3 separate regions of the Homo sapiens genome follow, and all the other regions are linked to region 2. Evidence: chromatin contacts called from ENCODE Hi-C or POLR2A ChIA-PET data. All regions are on one chromosome and are shown on one strand. The core of a region is the stretch at or near the end of the contact, and the rest is flanking DNA. Distances in the headings are between cores, read along the strand shown. Region 1 overlaps BICD1 (BICD cargo adaptor 1). Region 2 has its middle 66 kb from the start of RESF1. Region 3 overlaps LINC02422 (long intergenic non-protein coding RNA 2422).

Region 1 (3,548 bases), core at 78-2,577, 250 kb after region 2:
GGGAATTTCTTCAGACTGACAATAAAACTTGTTTATTCCAGTCTGGCCAACATGGTGAAACCCTGTCTCTACTAAAAATACCAAAAAGTTAGCTGGGCGTGGTGACGTGCACCTGTAATCTCAGCTACTAGTGAGACCTGGCCTGCCACAATGTGGTTAAGGAAACATATTAAAACATTTTTAAAAATCAAGATTTTCCATTTCAATGGCCTTGTAATTGATTGAAAAGTTTATTTTGAGTCACATGGTGTTCTAGACTCTTGTGGAGGGTTTAGATTGGAAAATAAGTAATGACAGTGAAGCAGTTGTTATGTTCGTATAAAAGAAAGAAAAGAAAAACCCACAGGACTTTATTTGGTTTTAAAAGTCTATCTGCAAAGATATAGTTTATAGGAAAATTCAATTCCAAATGTTTCTCATTGCTCTGGAGTGTGTGAAGAAGAGGCCTAAGAATATTCTTAGGAAGGCAAAAACTTTCAGATGCAGTTCATATGCTTGACACCTCTGTTTCACTTTTGGCTGACTTGTGTAGTCTGATTTTTGGTCACTGACAGGCTCAGCATCATGAGTGTGCAAGACGTAAGGGAGGCAGGACCTTGTCTTTTCAATGGTGTCTTCCTGGGTGGCTGCCAGAATTCATCATTATTGCACTCTACTCTCATAGCCTCGATTTCTGTTTTTGTTTGCTTTTACTGAAATTGGAGTAGTGACACAGAGTCAGATCATTGAAAAGACTCACAAGATTCCAAAGGGTATACTGGTAGAGTATAAACTGGAGGATAAGGTACAGCGGGAGAAAGCAAGTACCAGCAGACACAGAGGGGGCTGAGACTCCTGCAAGCAGCGCCTTTCCTCAGGCTCACTGGATGTGCTCTGTGTTTGGGTGTGAACCACCAAGATGCATGCATGATATCTGTTTTCAGGGAAGCCAAGATACAAGTGTACAGAAAAGCCATTATACCCCCGTCACATTGCTGAAACTGGATGATTAAACCACGTACCAAGCGGTGTCTAAATTTCAGTAATAATGATCAGCTAGTAGAGGGTGCCTCAAGGCAGTTTCAGACTTTAAATAACATAGTAGAAATCACTAGCTAGTCCATTTCATCCTTATCATTGTTGCAGAACTTTCTCCTTAGTTCAGCTAAAACCGGGTTCTTGTCACACAACCGGAAAAGATTAGGCTCAGGGACACATAGAAGGGTGAGGGGCAGAATTTATTGGGTGAAAAGGAAAAAGGAAAAAGAACTCTCAGCAAAGCGAGAGGGAGTCTTGCCAACAGGCCCTCCACCTCACAGACTGAACACCAGGCCACCACACAGGAACTGAAGAGGCCAGGCTCCTCCCCGCTGAACAAGCGTAAACTTCTCTTGGCTCCACCCTCTTCCCCCAGTGTGCAGGTGGGCATTATTCAGAGAGAATCAGCTGAGAAAGGGCAGGCTTTATCCGGGACCAGCAGTCCAGTTCTTCAGCCTTCAGGCTCTTTTAGGCTTGAAGGCAGGGTTTCGTGGGGGACCTTGGTAAGAAGAGTTCTTTTCGACACTTTAATGTAGATTGTAAGAGGTAGAAAAAAATTGATCACATTTAACATATAGTTACTTAAAAACACATCTTTGAGTTTTCTAGACTTCTAATATGATTGTAGAAAATCAGCGTGGCAGCCAACTTAAGACAGATCAATACCTCGAAGTCTGTAACTTTAATAAGAACATCAGAACTGAAATTCTATATTAGTTACCCTATTGTACTCACAGTCATGGAATACAGAACAGGAAAGATTCTGGAAACACATTTTGATAGTCAGGGTCACAGATATTGCTCTGTTTCAGTAACCAGGTTTTCTACTTATGAAAGTTATTTAAAAGGCAATGAATATTCAAAATGTGAGCAGCTATTGCTACCATTAGCTCCAGAATCAGTTCTGAAGAATTTGTAGGAAGTCATCTTGAAAATAATAAAGCAATATATTTTTCAGAAATAGTATCCACTAAATCATAATCTGAGGCCACTTTACTGAGGCGTTTATATTTATATTTATATTAATTTGTTATTTTACACAGAAAGGGAAACTATGACCTAAAGACAGAGATAACAATAATCTGATTAGCATTAGCCACCCCATTCCAACAACAAATCACGTTAATAAGGCATTTTTAGAAGTAGCAAAGCATAGTGGTTAAGAACATATGTTCTAGAACTAGACAGTCTGAGTTTGACTCCTGATACCACTTATTTTATTCTAAAACTTTTGGCAAATTATTACATAACCTCCCTTGCCTCAGTTGGCCAAGCTGTAAAATGGGACTAATAATGGTGTCCAACTCACAGGATTGCTATGTAGGCTAAAAGGTTAAAAGAGTTTTATATTTCTAAAACAATGTGCTTGTAATAGTCTTGGCACATTGTAAACATTGTGTAAGTGCTTATTAAAAATAAATTCATGCTTGTAATTGAAGATCGCCATATGAGATACACATTCTAGTGATCTATATGTTTATCATTAGATATATGATATATACACACACTCATATTTCAGTCCCCTGAGGGATTAACTTTTAATCCCTTGATTTGCAAATCAAGTTGTAAATTACACGTATAAATAAAATACCTTTGTAGTGATTCGTTCATTATAAAATTATGCTAACTATGTTGGTTTTCATGTAGGCATAAGCTGGCTCTATAAATAAAGTTTGAAAATAAGTAAGGTATAAAGGAACCCTGGCGGGATAGATAAGATACTAGGAACAGTGGTTTGGGAGTGAGGATGGGAAGTAGACTGATGTGGAACAAGATGGGAGTGAGACTTTTTTTAGTCACCGTCTATATTTTTATAATTTCTGGGTCTGGAATCAGTATCTCCTCATCCTAACTTGTTCATATGATGAGTTAGAGTCATATCTGCCTGCTGTTAGTTTTTTCAAAGAATCTTCAAATGGGGCAACCCCCTTTGGGTCCCCTCCCTTTGTATGGGAGCTCTGTTTTCACTCTATTAAATCTTGCTACTGCACTCTTCTGGTCCATGTTTGTTACGGCTGGAGCTGAGCTTTCGCTTGCCGTCCACCACTGCTGTTTGCCACTGTCGCAGACCCGCCGCTGATTCCCATCGCCGCTGACTCCCATCCCTCCAGATCCGGCAGGGTGTCCGCTGTGCTCCTGATCCAGCGAGACTCCCATTGCCACTCCCGATTGTGCTAAAAGCTTGCCATTGTTCCTGCACGGCTAAGTGCCTGGGTTCGTCCTAATCGAGCTGAACACTAGTCACTGGGTTCCACGGTTCTCTTCCATGACCCACAGCTTCTAATAGCTCATCGCATGGCCCAAGATTCCATTCCTTGGAATCCGTGAGGCCAAGAACCCCAGGTCAGAGAACACGAGGCTTGCCACCATCTTGGAAGCCGCCCACCACCATCTTGGAAGCGGCTTGCCACCATTTTGGGAGCTCTGTGAGCAAGGATCCCCGGTAACATTTTGGCGACCATGAAGGGACCTCCGAAGCGTTTGTCTCTTCCAGAATTGAAACTGTAAAACTACAAATGGTTCTTCAAATG
Region 2 (3,792 bases), core at 1,037-3,536:
GACATTAATCAATATGTGTAAGATGTGCATTGGTTCGTTCTGGTAACGCGGGATAACTTGAGGCAAGGGCTTCCAGGTCCCACATAGGTAAGAGACAAAAGGTTGCATTCTTTTAAATCCTTGATCATCTTTCCACTGAATACACAATTTAGGCTGGCTCAGTGAATCTGCATTTTTACATAAACAATAGGGCAGGGGAAGCAATCAGATATGCATTTGTCTCAGGTGAGCCTCCTCAGAGGGATGACTGAGTTCTGTCTGTCCCTTGTCCACAAGGAATTTCCTTCTGGGCAAATTGTGAGGGAGGTATGTAGCTTTTTTTTGAGACGGAGTCTTGCTTATTCGCCAGGCTGAAGTGCAGTGGCGCCATCTCGGCTCACTGCAATCTCCGCATACCAGGTTCAAGCGATTCTCCTGCCTCAGCCTCCTGAATAACTGGGATTACAGTCACGCACCACCACGCCCAGCTAATTTTTATATTTTTAGTGGAGACAGGGTTTCACCATGTTGGCCAGGATGGTCTCGATCTCTTGACCTCATGATCTACTCGCCTTGGCTTTCCAAAGTGCTGGAATTACTGGCTTGAGCCACCACGCCCAGCGGTGTGTAGCTTTTTATCTTTTTTTTTTTTGAGATGGAGCCTTGCTCTGTTGCCCAGGCTGGAGTGCAGTATGCGATCTCAGCACTTTGGGGCGGGGGCAAGATGAACAGATCGCTTGAGTTCAAGAGTTCAAGACCAGCCTGGGCAACATGTCTAAACCCCATCTCCACAAAAAAATATAAAAATTAGCTGGGCGTAGTGGTACCCGCCTGTAGTCCCAGCTACTCAGGAGGCTGAGGTGGGAGGATCAGTTGAGCCAGGGAGGCAGAGGTTGCAATGAGCTGAGATTGCATCACTGCACTCCAGCCTGTGTGACAGAGTGAGACCCTGTCTCAAAAAAAAAAAAAAACTTAAAATCTTTTTTTTAATTCTCTCAATTTCAATCTCACTTACTTCTTCTTTCAAAGCCACCACTGTCTGAACCTGGTGCCCTTCCTTCTGATTATAGTTTTCGTTGTTGTTACTGTGTTTTGTTTACTTTTACAATTTTGGAATATGAAAATATCTTTCTTTTGTAACGACAAATATGGAATACAAACATTACAACTTCTTTTTTTGCCCATCCTGGATTAAAAAGGAAATAATAGATGAAATGCCTTGCAAAGAGGACAAAATATTTTGGGGTCTAAAATGTGCTTTGCCCAGGATCTTGCCTTGTAATGATAATGACTCTCCCTTAGTGATCCAAACAAAGGAATGTGGTCAACTGTATGAACAAGGTTCAGTGAAGTCCTGAGTCACATGACAATCTGTCCTCCCCAAGCCTCTGTGCTTCAGAAGCTGGAAAGTCGTTCTACCCTTGGGCACAGGGTACATGTGCAGTAGCAATAAATAGCACCAGGAGGAATAGGAGCAACAAGTGTTACTGGTAGAGGGTCTTGACTACGAGTTGTCCAGGTCCTTGGCATTTTGAACAAAGAATTGAACAAAACGTACGAAGTAGCAGAGAAATGAAATGCAGGAATGAAGCAACGAGAGCAGGAATTCATTAAAGCGAGAAAGCACTTCACAGGGTGGGAGTGGGCCTGAGCAAGCAGCTCAAGGGTGCAGTTACAAAGCTTTCTGGGCTTTAAGTACCTCATTTGAGGTTCTTATCTAGATGAAGGATTTGGTCTGTGGCAAATTAAAGACTGAGGTGAACTGGCGCCCTGTGCAGATAAAGGGATGGTCCCTGCTTCGCCAGGGCCAATCCAAGGCACTCTCCTTTTCCATCCCAGCACTTTGGGAGCCTGAGGCAGGTGATCACTTGAGCTCAGGAGTTCAAGACCAGCCTGGCTAACATGGTGAAAACCTGTCTCTACTGGTGCTCTCGCCATTATTCCATCTGCTATGAGCCCCTTTCTGCATAAAGTAAAGTTTGCCTTGCTAAGAGAATTAAATTTATGTTTGAATGTTATTTCTTTGTAGCACTGGGGAACAAGCATTCTATTTCTAAATAAACATTTTTACATATAAGAAATGGTGGTCCGTACAGGGATACATTTTCCTCTGGGGTGGTCTCTAGTCCTCTCATGAGGGGGTCTCCCACTGCCTCATTGTGGTGGCCTCAGGGGTAGTAAGAAATTGAGACCCATCTGGTGTGATGAATAGACCCGGACTCTCAACAAGGCAGAAGAAACTGGCCAGCAATCTGGAGTAAATGATCCTCACATATGATGTGGACCAGGCGACCTCATGCATGAGCCAAGAAAGGAAACAAACCAGAGGAGCCGTACACCAGCACCTGCCTGGAAACCACATCCTCATCAAAAGATAGAAAGAAGAAAAACTCGAGGCAGCCTAAGAACCCTACCTTGTGCTGCTAACCACCGAGACTGCCGTTCGCACAGCAGAAAAGGATAGACACATCATACCCAAGTCAAAAAAGCGTCATCACCATCAAAGTTATAGGTCATTGTTCCAGGGTCAAGCCCTACCAAGTTAAAGCTAAGAAAACTTTATCTATCTTTTCTTTCCTTTAACTACTCCCCATCTTATTAATGTAACTAAATCTAACTCACCTCAAATTATTACTTTTAATGCCTGTTCAGTTATCACTCCTCTCATACCAAATGACAAAACCAAAGTCTTTGTAGTAAAAGTAAAAAAATCTAAAGCAAACCACAGCAATTAAAACAAGATATCAAGATGTAAATGACTAGCTAAAATACATTAAATATTCTGTCCGCACTCTAAATAAAAGCAATTGTTATGCTTGTGCACACAGTAGGCTAGAAGTCCAAGTTATCCCCTTTCCACTCAGATAGTCCTCTAATCGACAAGGCATGGACTGCATGGTAGCTCCTTTTCTTCTTTTGTCTTTTTTTCTTTTTTTTATCTGAGACGGAGTCTCGCTCTGTCGCCCAGGCTGGAGTGCAGTGGCGCAATCTCGGCTTACTACAAGCTCCACCTCCCGGGTTCAAGCCATTCTCCTGCCTCAGCCTCCCAAGTAGCTGGGACTACAAGCGCACGCTGCCAAGCCCGGCTAACTTTTTTTTTTTTTTTTTTTTTGTATTTTTAGTAGAGACGGGGTTTTACCCTGTTAGCCAGGATGGTCTCGATCTCCATCTCCTGACCTCGTGATCCGCCCGTCTCGGCCTCCCAAAGTGCTGGGATATAGGCGTGAGCCACTGCACCCGGCCGGTATCAAAATCCTGCAGCCTAAGATAGTAAAGTGTGCCAAACTCTCTCTACTATTTCCTAAAGTGCAGTACCCTGAGGGTCAGCCCCCCGAGGGCCATTCAGCCTCCATCTTCCAAGACCAATTTTACCTCGTGTCTCCAACGATAAAAGGAAAATTTAGCGTACTTTGAAGACTTAACATGATACAGCGAGGTCAGGCACTTCCAAAAGCTAACCCATCAGTCCACCCTTATTCATCCCCAAGCGGATGCATAGTAATACTGTAAAAAACCTTTACTAGACACTCTACCAAATAATTAGAGCAGCACTTATGCTCTAGTTCAATTAGCTATCCCTTTTACCCTGGCATTTCATCAATCAGAAAAAGAGAAATTACGACATAAGCAAATAAAAGAAGCCTCAAAAGAAGCAGCCCCTTACAGCTATTTTGATTCCCATGTCTATTCAGATGCAATTAGAGGTCCTCACAGAGTACCAAATAAATTTAAAACCAGAGATCAAATAGCTGCAAGGTTTAAGTCAATGTTGTTTTAGTGAGTAGCAATTAATAAAAATGTAGATTAAATAAA
Region 3 (3,868 bases), core at 341-2,840, 150 kb before region 2:
ACAAAAGGCAACCTCTTTGTCTTGAAAACAGGAATGCCTGTCCTCATTTAGGGCCGCAGGTCTTCAGGCTTGAAGGTGAGGTCTTTGCCAGGGATCCACCCTCTTCTAACCAGTATTTTCCCTGTCCCCTGTCCGTATCAGAAGCAGATGCAGATACAAGAAAACTTCTCTGCCTGCCCTCCATATTTGCCTAAAAGCAGGACATAATTTTTGTTTGTTTGTTTGTTTTTTGACACAGGGTCTCGCACTGTCACCAGGCTGGAGTGCAGTGGTGTAAACATGGCTCCCTGCAGCCTCAACCTCCTGAGCTCAAGCAATCCTCCCACCTCTGCCTCCCAAAGTGCTAGGATTACAGGCATGAGCCATCACGCCAGCCAGGACACAAATTTTTTTTTTTGAGACAGAGTCTCGCTCTGTCGCCCAGGCTGGAATGCAGGGGCGCAATCTCGGCTCACTGCAAGCTCCACCTCCCAGGTTCACGCCATTCTCCTGCCTCAGCCTCCCACGTAGCTGAGACTACAGGCGCCCGCCACCATGTCCAGCTAATTTTGTTTTTTGTATTTTTAGTAGAGAGGGAGTTTCACTGTGTTAACCAGGATGGTCTCGATCTCCCGACCTCGTGATCCACCCGCCTCGGCCTCCCAAAGTGCTGGGATTACAGGCGTGAGCCACCACGCCTGGTTCACCAGGACAAAAATTTTTAAAGGTGTCTGCCCTTCCCTTTCTACCAGGAAGGACCAAAGTTAATCACTGGAGACAACTGTAGATTCTTATCAGCCCAGAGATGACACCAGAGGAATCTACATTTCAAACTTCATTAACTAGCTCTTACCATCTATTAGTTCCCCCATTTAAACATATTTACTTTCCCACAATTTATCACCCTAGAAACTTAAAGTCGTTTTCCTTTGTATTATCATTTCTCTACAAATGTTCTTTCTTATGAAGCTAGAAAAAACTGAGGCATGGTTTAAACGTCAAATAATTTATCTGAGCCAAATGTGAGTGACTGCAGTCTGAAAACACTTCCAGGTTACCTTGAGAAGTGCTCCAGAAATCAAAAAAGAGACTCGGGCCTTAAAAGAAAAAAAGGATGAATCAGGAAAGGGGCGACTAGAAAAGTTGTTTTTCGCTAGGTCTGGGGCTTTGGGGAGGTGGGTTTCCCATTTGCAAAATGGAACTTTAAAAGTCCACGGCACCTAACATTTCCAAGCTCCTCTAAATCTTCCAGGAAGCACAGGAGATGCAGGGCAGATGGGAGCATTCTCATCCTGCAGATAAACAGGCCTGGGGTCAGCTGGGAGGTTGGAAAGGCAGGCACTAGAATACCAGGTACTGGGTGAGTGAAAGCACAGTGTGACCTGGCAAGGGAAGGGGAGGCGAGAGCAAAGCAGTTGCTGTCTCTCCAGTTTCTCCTTCACTAACCACCTCAGCCCAGGGCCTGGAAAGAAAAAGAACTTAAGGACTTCCACAGGCTGAGACTGGATGCTGAAGGTGGACAGTGGCTCACACACCTTCTTGAAGTCAAGTGGCTCCTCCCCTGCCCACCAGATGCCAAGAGGGTCTGTTGGACCCAGACCTGTGGTGACAGCTACAAGAGAAGGAGGAGACACCAAAGTTGAGTTTGCTTTATAAGTGACATTGCAGGCTGGGCTGCAGTGGGGGGGCAGGATGAAGATTCAGGCTGTACTTTTCAAGGGACCAAGGGCTTGGGATCCACATAGGCCTCCCACACCGTCAGATGTCAGCTCCATCAATACTGAAAGACAATAGGAGATGAGGTAGGGAGGGGGTGAGAACGTGGGGAGAGGGAAGGGAGGTGGTGGGAAAGAGAGGAAGGAAGAGGTGAGGAAAGGCAAGGAGGAAAGGGAAGGGAAAAAAAAGTTGTTTTTCAACTATTATGATCAGTGTGATCGTATCTAAAGCAGTCTTGGAGTCAGGAGACAGGCTGTAATTGTTTAAAAGGTGGCCTGTTCCTGGGGACTTCCCAGCTCAGCAGGAAGCAGTCACAGATGTTTTGGCAGTTGTTTAGCCAGGAAGTTCTCTGCTTAAGACATGCGTGGGGTGGCTGGGCGCCGTGACTCATGCCTGTAATCCTGGCACTTTGGGAGGCAGAGGTAGGGGGATTGCTTGAGCCCAGGAGTTCTAAACCAGCCTGGGCAACGTAGTAGGACCTTGTCTCTATAAATAAATAATTAATTTAATTTTTTTTTTAAAAAGACAGGCCTGAGGTCCAAACCGAAATGGCCTCCCGACTCCATTTTATGTGCTTTGACTAACCCGTCACTGTTTCCCTTCATCATTTTGTTAAGATGCTGGACAAGCCCCAGTTCTAGCCACCCTTTTTAGTTACTCATCACTGAATGCTCCCATGTGTATACAGGCAGCACATGTTAAAAAACTTTTTCGGCCAGGCGCGGTGGCTCACGCCTGTAATCCAGCACTTTGGGAGGCCAAGGCGTGCGGATCACGAGGTCAGGAGATCGAGACCATCCTGGCTAACAAGGTGAAACCCCGTCTCTACTAAAAATACGAAAAAAATTAGCTGGGCGTGGTGGCGGGCGCCTGTAGTCCCAGCTACTTGGGAGGCTGAGGCAGGAGAATGGTGTGAACCCAGAAGGCAGAGCTTGCAGTGAGCTGAGATGGGGCCACTGCACTGCACTCCAGCCTGGGTGACAGAGCAAGACTCCGTCTCAAAAATAAATAAATAAATAAATAAAAATAAACTTTTTCTTGGCCGGGCACGGTGGCTCACGCCTGTAATGCCAACACTTTGGGAGGCCGAGGCGGGCGGATCACCTGAGGTTGGGAGTTCGAGACCAGCCTGACCAACATGGAGAAACCCCATCTCTACTAAAAATACAAAATTAGCTGGTCATGGTGACGCATGCCTGTAGTCCCAGCTACTCGGGAGGCTGAGGCAGGAGAATCACTTGAACCTGAGAGGCGGAGGTTGCGGTGAGCTGAGATGGCACCATTGCACTCCAGCCTGGACAACAAGAGCGAAACTCCGTCTCAAAAAATAATAATAATACAAATAAAAAAATAAAAAATAAATAAAATAAAATAAAAACGTTTTTATCTTGTTAATCTGTCTTTTGTCAATCTAATTTACAGGGCCCAGCCTGTAAATCTAAAATGAGTAGAAGGAAAAAGAATTTTTCCCCTCCTGGGCAGAACACTCTTGGGCACGTGAGCCTTGGCTTCTTAACCACATATCTGAGCAGCCAGTGTGGCAGTGGTGAGTGGCAGTGGAGAGACTCCAGGAAGCAGCCATTTCCCTATCCTGGGTGCTTCCTGTTTCTGTCTAATGCTACACATAGTCCATGGTTTCAGTATGTTGTATGTGTTTGATTGTCAATCCCTGTAATTACATCCTACCTAAAATATGCATTTTTGTTCCCGGAACCAAGCCGGGTCCGGCTGCATTTTCTTGAGGCCCAATAACGAGAAGCAGACAGACTAGGAAAGAAGGGAATTTATTGCTGTAACCAGATACAGGCAGAAGGCTGGAGATAATTCCACCAGGCCAACTCAAAGTGTCAACAATTGTCTTAGTGTTTATATAGGTTGGGGTTATGCGCCTGTGTGCAGTGTAGCATTTGCCTAAGTCTACTGGTAACTAATTTTGTTTCAACTAGAAGGTCAGAGGCAAAAATGCTTTCTAAGTCGGATTAAGCTGTGAGCGGCCCAGTACCTACAAGGCCTGTCTACTGTGGTACCAGAGTGATTATTTCTATCTTATCTGCTTTACAGCTTGGTCTGGAGGGCTGCCTTAGACTCTCCAATGAATCTATTCGAACAGCTGCCTCTGTTACCTTGACTGTCTCAGATTTCGTTGACCCGAGACGGGTCCTGGCACTAGGAA

Evidence for each region. A loop is a pair of places that touch in the nucleus more often than their neighbours do. ChIA-PET counts read pairs that join two places held with the same protein, here RNA polymerase II (POLR2A). Pooled maps may share reads with other maps.
Region 1: a loop to region 2 is called in a pooled map, with 2.0 times the contacts of the local background. The contact joins two enhancer-like sites. A Hi-C loop is called at or near these places in 1 of 50 pooled maps. POLR2A ChIA-PET finds 5 or more read pairs at or near these places in 2 of 52 experiments (Caco-2 and activated T-cell).
Region 3: a loop to region 2 is called in a pooled map, with 4 times the contacts of the local background. The contact joins two enhancer-like sites. A Hi-C loop is called at or near these places in 1 of 168 maps with a recorded cell type or tissue (endothelial cell of umbilical vein) and 5 of 50 pooled maps. POLR2A ChIA-PET finds 5 or more read pairs at or near these places in 6 of 52 experiments (B cell, H1, K562 and 3 more).

Annotation. Positions count from the first base shown.
Region 1 is chr12:32,272,589-32,276,136 of GRCh38, forward strand. The region is part of intron 2 of BICD1 (BICD cargo adaptor 1); the gene reads left to right. Among named protein-coding and RNA genes, the nearest start is that of FGD4, 130 kb to the right of the region's middle. Within about 2 kb of position 1,328, at least 10 of the 41 ENCODE cell types and tissues checked have a DNase peak (open chromatin) inside an H3K27ac peak, as active enhancers do.
Region 2 is chr12:32,023,730-32,027,521 of GRCh38, forward strand. No RefSeq gene overlaps it. Among named protein-coding and RNA genes, the nearest start is that of RESF1, 66 kb to the left of the region's middle. RefSeq lists an enhancer at 1,266-1,560. Within about 2 kb of position 2,287, at least 2 of the 41 ENCODE cell types and tissues checked have a DNase peak (open chromatin) inside an H3K27ac peak, as active enhancers do; they include B cell, where a contact is called at or near this core.
Region 3 is chr12:31,873,506-31,877,373 of GRCh38, forward strand. It overlaps LINC02422 (long intergenic non-protein coding RNA 2422), which reads right to left. Exons shown (of 2, transcript NR_135029.1): 2 at 3,464-3,868. Among named protein-coding and RNA genes, the nearest start is that of LINC02422, 12 kb to the right of the region's middle. RefSeq lists an enhancer at 1,910-2,204. Within about 2 kb of position 1,591, at least 22 of the 41 ENCODE cell types and tissues checked have a DNase peak (open chromatin) inside an H3K27ac peak, as active enhancers do; they include B cell, where a contact is called at or near this core.